Linked DNA regions of Homo sapiens: region 1 is linked to region 2. A link is an interaction called in ENCODE POLR2A ChIA-PET data of the cell type or tissue named here. Cell type or tissue: MCF 10A. All regions are shown on one strand. Each heading gives the region's core, and the rest is flanking DNA. Links, peaks and the distances in the headings are about the cores only.

What was found. ChIA-PET counts read pairs that join two places held together with the same protein. Peaks named below come from ENCODE experiments on the same cell type or tissue, not always from the same donor. Only the 100,000 strongest peaks of a DNase experiment are listed, where the experiment ranks them.
Region 1: POLR2A ChIA-PET joins it to region 2 with 5 read pairs; 3 of 35 experiments call an interaction of 5 or more read pairs at or near these places.

The regions. Positions count from the first base shown.
Region 1 is chr14:77,183,032-77,187,420 of GRCh38, reverse strand. The region is part of intron 1 of TMEM63C (transmembrane protein 63C); the gene reads right to left. Among named protein-coding and RNA genes, the nearest start is that of TMEM63C, 3.4 kb to the right of the region's middle. In MCF 10A, for the core only: no CTCF peak of the experiment used is centred there; DNase peaks (open chromatin) are centred at 350, 2,170 and 2,420.
Region 2 is chr14:77,302,216-77,306,604 of GRCh38, reverse strand. It overlaps POMT2 (protein O-mannosyltransferase 2), which reads left to right. Exons shown (of 21, transcript NM_013382.7): 3 at 164-268; 4 at 1,805-1,913; 5 at 3,662-3,770. Among named protein-coding and RNA genes, the nearest start is that of POMT2, 16 kb to the left of the region's middle. RefSeq lists enhancers at 2,606-3,105, 3,106-3,607. In MCF 10A, for the core only: no CTCF peak of the experiment used is centred there; DNase peaks (open chromatin) are centred at 2,734 and 3,494.

The DNA.
Region 1 (4,389 bases), core at 274-4,273, 120 kb after region 2:
GCCTTCTACCTTCCCTGCTCCCGTGACTCGAGATGTCCTTCAGCAGAATCTGGTTCTGGGCGCCCTGCCCAGAGTGGAGGGGAAGGGGAGAAACGCACGACCTTCTCTTCCAAGTCTTTTCGTCTCAAGCAACTTCAGCAAAACCACCAGCCCCAGCAGTAAGAGGTGAGCTCAGGATGTGTCAGCTGTGCTTGGGAGGACGGCACACAGATGGCTCCCCTGGACACAGACTGGCCATGGCCCCAGTTTGGGTTCTGCTGCTTTGGTGTGTGAGTGTGGTTGCAGCTGTCACAACCTCTCAAGCCACAGCTTTCTTACCTATTGAGCGGGTGACTCAGACTTGCTTTCTCTCCCAAGGCGTGGAGAGGATTAAAGAGTAATGACAGAGAATGTGAGGCTGCTGAGTGGCTCCAGGGCCTCAAGCCAGGCTTATTGTTCAGGCTGTTGTTCTTCTGCTGCCTGAGAAGGTCTCCCCAAGCCAGGCCTAGTTGACACGCCTGGGCACATGAGGCGCCAGCCAAGGAAGGATCCCTGGTCCAGCAACAGCTTGCTCATTGTATGAAAGGACACTCCCTGCCCACACCACACAGACACACACAGACACACACACACACACACAGACACACACACACACACACACACACCCCTTTGGTTCTGAGAAGATTCCCCCTCTGCCAGGTCCTCAGGGATGTGAGAAGCCTTTTTGATTTTTTATTTTGTTTTGTTTTTTGAGACAAGGTCTTGCTCTGTCGTCTGGGCTGGAGTGCAGTGGTGCAATCACAGCTCACTGCAGACTAAACCTTCTGGCCTCAAGTGATCCTCCCACCTCAGCCTCCTGAGTAGCTGGGACTACAGGCCTGGCTAATTTTTTCACTTTTTTGTAGAGACAAGGTCTTTCTATGTTGCCCAGGCTGGTCTTGAACTCCTGGGCTCAAGCAATCCTCCCTCCTAGGCCCCCCAAAGTGCTGGGATTATAGGCATGAGCCACCATGCATGGCCTGAAGCATTTTTGAAGGTGACAGTTCAGTTCTAACAGTGCCTGGAGCAGTCGACATTGTTGGTCAGCCATTCTTGAACATTGTTTGGTGTCATCAAAAAAGCATGGTCTGGCTGGGCACGTTGGCTCACTCCTGTAATCCCAGCACTTTGGGAGGCTGAGATGAGTGGATCACCTGAGGTCAGGAGTTTGAGACTAGCCTGGCCAACATGGCGAAACCCTGTCTCTACCAAAAACACAAAGAAATTAGCCGACGTGTTGGCGCACGCCTGTAATCCCAGCTACTCGGGAGGCTGAGGCAGGAGAATCGCTTGAACCTGGGAGGCAGAGGTTGCAGTGAGCCGAGATAGTGCCACTGCACTCCAGAGTGGGCAACAGAACGAGACTCTGTTTCAAAAAAAAAAACAACAACAACAAAACATGGTCGCCATCCCAGGGGTCCCTGGACAGCTGGCCACTCAGCAAGCAGAGGGACGAGCAAATGGAAAGAAGGGGACTCCTGGTCACCAGGCCCCAAGCTGGGCACCTTTCCGCTTCCTCCCATTCATCCTTCCAGTGGCTCTGTGTGGAGGGGATTGCTTCACCATGTTGCAAATGGAAGACTCACGGAAGTGAAGTGAGCAGGTAATGAAATAGGTGGGAACGCAGCTCCCAAGTACTCCCCCAGGCAGCGTGTCCATGTATGACAGGTCCTCTGTGCTTCCATGTCCCCCATCAAAGCAGGATTGATTTCCCCACAGGGCCCTGGGTGCATGTTCCATTGCCCTCTGTAGTGTTTCTACCCTATGGCCAAATCACTGCCACTCAGACACCCTAAGGCAATGAGTCCTCAACACCCAAAACCCAATGGACAGCTGTATCCCAGCGGACTGGCCACAGCTCCATCTTGCCCACCTATCTCTCCAAAGACCTTAGGGTCACTTGCTCTTCTGCTGGGACTCGATGGCCTGAGGCCAGCATGCACCTTGCTGGGCACAACTCTGAGAAGACTCAGCCAGAGTGAGGAGAAGGCTTCTGCCTCCAGGACCTTCCTTGGCCAGGCCACTCAGTAATGGGGAGGGGACAGTTTGGTTTCCTGTTGGAAGCTGATCTTTCTGCCTCTGATCCTCTAAGGACACCAGAGGCCCTGGCTTGGCAGGAATGAAGGTCTACAGGCACAGGGCTGGGCATGACTCACTCACCTCCAGCCCAGCTCTTCCCATCTCATCTTGAGGGTGCTCGTGTCAAATGGCAGAGTGAAAGGCTGGGAAAAGCAGAAGGTGGGAGCCCAGGACACTTGGGTCCTAGTCCTAGCTTTCTAAGCAGGTCTATGCTTCGGTTTCCCTTTGGGGAGCATTACTAATGACTACAAGGAGGCAGGAGGTGACAATGAGGCGCCCCTTCCCCGCCCACTCTGCCTCTGCATGTCTCAGCACCAGCCCCAGGGGTGTTGGCAAGGAATGTGGCAGCTTGAGTACATATCCTGCCCTAGAAACACAGAACATGGAGTCCTGGCCACACGTTGTTCTTCTTAAGAGCCACCCTCAGTTGGGCCTAAGCAATGCAGACAGATCTAGAGCAAGGACACACCATACTTCGTGAGCTGCCCACGTTCTCATCTCAGCTCCTCCTGTAACCCTACCTTGCAGGAGTTGCACCAGCCAACTCATGGGCAAGAATGTGGAGTTCCATTTACACCACCCATGCTGATGTGTAAGCTGTGAAAACCACTGCTCTCCCACGAGAGGAAAGAAGAGTGAGCATTGGGGCCCCACCTCAGGCAAAACAGGGCACTAAAAGCTGCTGATCTCACTGGAAGCTGAGCACTTCCTCTGAGCACTTTCATTACAGCCTTTCCCAGTGTGAGCCTGCCCATGGCCTGAGCACCACGTGGGTTCCTGCAAACTGGACGCTCTGTGCAAACAGCTCCCAGCACTTTACACCCATTATCTTTATGGTTCTTCCACCCGCCTCTTCCCAGGAAGAATCAGAGCAGAGGTCGTGGAATTCGAGAGTTGAGGCAGTGGGGAGGGTACAGGCCTGTAGGAAGCTCCACGGTGCCACTAGACACCTGCATTTTCGGGGGTGAACATCCTGTTAAATATGTTAACTATAATGGGCAGCTGGGGATGGAGGGGATGAAACTCCTCAAGGGCCCAAGCACAACTTGAAGCGGGCTGGGGAGGGCTGACCTGCCTTCCCAGCCTAGAAGGATGCCCTAGGCTGGCCGCAGAGGGAGAGAGCATCCTCTGAAGAAGAAATGACCATGTTTCCCCCATCAAGGCAGGAAACAGATGGCTTCCACCTAGACCAGAGACTCCAGGAATAATACTTCCCATTTGTAATAAACACTTGACAAGTTTCCAAAGCCCTCCCACCCATCTGGAGAAGGTGTTTTCATGCCTAGCTATCAGGTAGAGATGCTGAGGGCAGAGTGCCTGCCGATAGAGGCACTCGGTCCAGCTCTCTGCTCTTTAAGTCTGGTTCTCACCACGGGGCCTCTCTGAGGCCTGACCCTTTCTCTGCTAGCTGGGAGGGACACATACCATGTGGTTTCCCTCCAGTATGGTGGGCCCTCTCCTCTCTGGTGCTATATTGTCACCCCACAAGCAGCTAGTTCTCATCTGGTTTACTGGGAACCCCATCCCTTCCCACAGGTCACCCCAGCAGCTCCTGGTGGTCATCATGCAACCCAAGGCTCCTGTGAAGCCAGCAGGGGCCAGCGTCAGGGGTTCTGTGCTCAGAGGGTGTCTGAAAAGGAGCAATTCATGAGCCAGGCACATGGCAACTCCTTTCACTTGGAGTAAACCGGTGCTGGCCCAAACCCCCGATCCGGAGATGCTGTCAGGGAGATAAATGAAGTCCCTCTACCTGTGGATCCCCACTCCCTGGCTATGCTCACAGCTGCTGGCACTCGGGCAGGAGGGATGCCTGTTTTTGGCTCCGATAGGCCCACAGAAATTGTGTATCCCTGTGGGGGCATGATGGGAAGGTAACCAAGAGACTTCACTTCCCGTCTTCAAGCTGCTTCCTTCCCAAGAAACTAGAAAACATATCTTAAAGGAGGAGAAAATGCTGGTGCTGTTCCCTGTCACCGACCTCCTCCACACCCATCAGGAGGCCCTTGCAGCCTCAGCTTCTCAGCGCTGGGACTGTGGGGTGCGAAGAGAAGACAGGAAGAGGCCCCTCCAGTCTGCCCTTTGGTGGCTGGGGAGTCAGAAGACCTGCATGTAGGTAAGATACCTGGAGAACTCACTCCACCCTCTGTGCCTCAGTTTCCTCATCTGGCTCTGGCTCTAAAATGTCGCTCTCTCCTTGCCTCAGTTTCCCTCCAGGGAAGGTCATCTGTCCCAGGGAGAAGAACAAGGTGAATTCACTTCTAAGGGGAAAGTTCACTTCTAAGGGCAATAGAC
Region 2 (4,389 bases), core at 236-4,235:
GCTCTGTGGCAGCTGCAGGAGAAAATGTTGCATTGGCAACATTTTCTATGGACAGTTGTCAAGGGAACCCAAAGTCTGTGGGTGCAGCTGGAGGGAAGTTCAGAGGACAGAGGAATCTTCTCCCAAAGGCTTCTCATCTTTTTGTTTGTTCTTCTCTCCTCAGATGCTGATAGGTCTTGCTGGCTACCTGAGTGGATATGATGGTACCTTTTTGTTCCAGAAGCCTGGGGATAAATATGAGCATCACAGCTACATGGGAATGAGAGGAGTAAGGCTTCCTGACTTGAAATGGACTGACTGAACCCTGGGGCCACACTAAACCAGAAATGTTATAGTTAGCAGCCCTGGCGTGGTGGCAGGTGCAAATAAAGGGACTTTGGGTGGTGAGGAGAGGGGAGGATGATCAGACCCTCCCCTGTGGTGTAGATACTCAGAACTGAGGTGAGGAAGAAGGGAAGAGGAGGCTGCAAATAATACAGAGATGACATAGATAGAAGCAGGCACGCATTGTCACCTGCTGCCCTGCCCCGGTATACTGTCAGACCTCAGGTTGGAGAACAGCCTGGAACCCGGGCAATCAGGAGTCTCCTGCAGCCCCAGCAGTGCCTCCATGCACTGGCACGCTGCCTGCTCCTCCCCTCACAGCCACAGCTGCTGGAGTGTTGCCTACATCTCAGAGCCTTTTCTGAAGATTTTGGCATCCCCACACCCTGTCACCATGTTCCTGTGTCTTTCCCCATGAAGGTTTCAGGCACACAGAAAGAGTTTTCCAGCCTTATTTGAAGGGAGGCCAAATGTCTGCTGCAGTCCCTCTGTGTCCTGATTTACAGCACCAGCCTTGATGGAACATGGCAGGGCCTTAACACCCAACTCTTTGGGAACCTTGAACGTGTGGCTGAATGAAGCCAGCAGAAGCTGACCTCCAGTGTGGACCTCTCAGAGAAGTTTGCATTTACAAGCCCCTTTCCTTGAGGATTTCACAGCATTTAAATAAATGGCTGTGTGCTTATTTGGCCTCATCGTTAGATGATTTGCATGGCTATATCGTGGTATATTAAACAAGGAGTATATCCTACCCTCAAGTTCTTGTTCTTAAGTGATTCTGTGTCTTCCTAATAACTTTTGAACACCACATACCATACATAATTGGATGTGACAACCAAACGTGAGAATTTCCCATTCTTCTGGCTTGTCTGTTTATTTTGATGGACAGGTAGGGGATGGAAGAGGGCCAGCAGCTTAAAAAAACAAAAAACCAAACAGGTATCCAGCTACTGAAGTATCAAGCAATCCCTTTTCCCAAAATCAAAATACATACATTGTGTAGATTAAAGACTGGTTTCTGGTGTAAATGAAGAAAAGAACTAGGGGTTCCTTAAAATTCTCTGAAATACCTTCAGAGGGGTCTTTCTCAACTTGTACCTACAGTTGTGTAATAGAAGCTAATGGCTATCAATTACTATCTGTGTGTTAATAACACTCATTTTCTTCCCTTCTCTCTATTCCTGGTGTGTAGCTACTTGGTTGCTTTTCTCCCTGTCTCCTACCCACACCTTCCTGGCTGAACTTGCTGATTTCATGTCAGTGCACAAGTTGCTGCTTAATGGGAACATATATATTGCTTGATTTGGCTCTTCACTATTACAATACTCTTTTCTTAGTTATAGATATCCTAGGTGACTTTAGGTCACCAAAGTCATGCCTTCATCAGGTCCCCTGTCTTAAATGTTAGGTTGTACTGAGTCCAGTAGGTCGCTGACCTAGCTCAGCTTGTTATTTGACAGCTTCTCTATTCCTCCCACAGTTCTGTGCATTCCTTGGCTCCTGGCTGGTCCCCTTTGCCTACCTCACTGTACTGGATCTGTCCAAGTCCCTCTCGGCAGCACTGCTCACAGCTGCCCTCCTCACCTTTGGTAAGTTGTCTTAGCCATACCATGGCTTTTGGGAAATGGGCTGCCACTCCGTGAATGTAGCTGAAAATCAGTACATTCAAGGGCCCTATATGTGGGTCCAGTTCAATTAATTTTAGGATTGGGTAAAATGTACTACAAATCTCATTCACTAGTAATACTTAATGTATATCAATAGTTATATATAACAAGCCTTTATATTATTGGAGGGGAGAATCGGCGTGGGTAATCCCAAGGAATAGATTTACCTCCACGTTATTCACGGTTGAGTTTGGAATGGGTAATAAGATAGATTTGTATGTGAGTATGTGTGTTTTTGAAGGAAGCTTATAATTCTAATTTTGCTTCTCTTAAGTTAAGATTAGTTTGCATTCCTTAACTAATTTCAACTGAATATAAAGGTAAATGCAGAAGTAGCTGGGTGGCAAGAGATAGCAAAATGGGAACTTGGATAATAATCTTCACATGGATAAATGAGAGTTCATCGTAGAAGTTGATCCTGTTGCTAGCTTTGTTCCTATGAAAGTGAATTCATGACCTTGTGGAGCTTAACATTTAAAGAAGTCTAGACCAATTTAAATGGGGTACTTTAGGGGTTTGCTTTGACAGATATGTTGCTTTGTTTTGACAGATAGATTGCAAGATTATTGGCTTTCTCTATAGAGGACTGGTGGCTTTTTCCTTGTATCTTGAATTTCCATCTTCAGTTATTCATTCATTTAGTCATTTATGTACTTTTCATTCAATAGTTATTTCTCAAGCACCTACCCAGCTCCCGGCCACTTTTCTTAGTCTGAGAGGATACACTGATGAGTCACTCTGGTCTCATTGAGCTTACCTCATCGTGGGGCAGACAGTAAATAAACAAGTAAATGAATAAGTCTGTCATGTGATGTCCTAAGCCACAAGTGCAGTGTAGAAAATAAAGCAGTGTAAGGGATGGAATAATGGAGATCAGTACTATTTTAGACAGGATAGTCAGGAAAGAGCTTCTGAGAGGGGAGCTTTGAGCAGAGACCTGAGTGAGACAAAGGATCAGGCCCTGCAGGGATCTGAGGGAAGAGCATTCAGGCAGAGGGAAGTGCATGTACTGTAGTTCTGGTGTGGACCTCTGTGGGTTCAAATCACAGTAAGAAGGCTGGCGTGGAAAGGGCAGAGTGAGTGAGGCAGAGGGTGTTGGGAGATGAGGTTAGATGGGTAGGGAGACCGCACAGACTCTGGCAGTTGTCATGAGAACTTTTTACTTTGAGTGAGGTTGGAAGACATTGGAGGGTTTAAGCAGGGGCATGACATAATGAGATTTAAGGATTTAAATTAAAAAACATCACTCTGCCATCTGTCTGGAGAATCGACCCCCAAGAGAGACTTCATGTAAAATGATAAGATTCTATCATAGGTGTAGATAGTTTGCGGTTACATGAGCAGAGTGGTAGGACTCCCTTTTTGATGGTGGAAATGAGGATGACACCTTGTCTCAGGGCTGGTCTGAGGGAGCGAATGACATGATCCTCTCTTGGGTTGAGGGCCTAGAGGCAGTGTGAGTTACTGCTTCTTGTCATTGGGCTTTGATGTCTCCCAGAGCTGTGGCCTTCTACCTCCCTGATGACTCAGTGTTGACTCTAGTCCTGACTGCACAAGTGCTTACACTCAATTAAGTGGCAAGAGGGACTGTTTCCTACTACTGGGGTGCTTGGTTTTCAGGGGGCCCTTCTCTTACCTCGCTTTTTCACCAGCGAGCTCATGTTTTTCAGACACGGGATGCCTCACTCTGTCCCAGTACATCCTCCTTGACCCCATCCTGATGTTCTTCATCATGGCTGCCATGCTGAGCATGGTCAAGTACAACTCTTGCGCCGACAGGTCAGAAACTCCATCCCCGGGAGGGGAGGGTTGGAAGCTGTGGCAACTCCAAAATTTCTGTAATGGCCAGGGCCAGGGCGGGTGCCCAGAGACTTGTCTTGAAGCTGATTTTAAGGCAAGCATACTTTTTGTTTGTTTTTTTAACTTAGATTGTCCATTTTAGATCATAAAAATAGATTTTAAAAAGTTTTCTACAGGTGATTTTATTTTTGCCATATTCAAGACCGAGAAAATGTCAGTTGTCTTTTTCAAGCGTATTATTATTATCATGTTTACAATGGAGTACAATTGGGTAGGGGTTTTGGGATATCATGGGGGGTCCTAATACTTTCCCCACCCACCTCTTGTAACCAGTGCTGGTTAGGAAATCCCGGGACAGGGCTGTCCTTCACATACTCTGTCCTAGAAGGGAGGGCACCAGGGTAGATGCTGCCTGGAAACTATCTCCCTTTCGTCAGTGGTTGCATCCAGTCCTGACCTAATGATGGGAATAGCATATGTAAAGGTTGGCTTGAATGGTCCATACCAGCCAAGAGGATCCTTCCAGGTCCTGGTCAGTTCTAAAGCTGACTTGGAGGGTCCGGTCTACTTGCAGAATAGTCTTTTCCAGATCATCCTT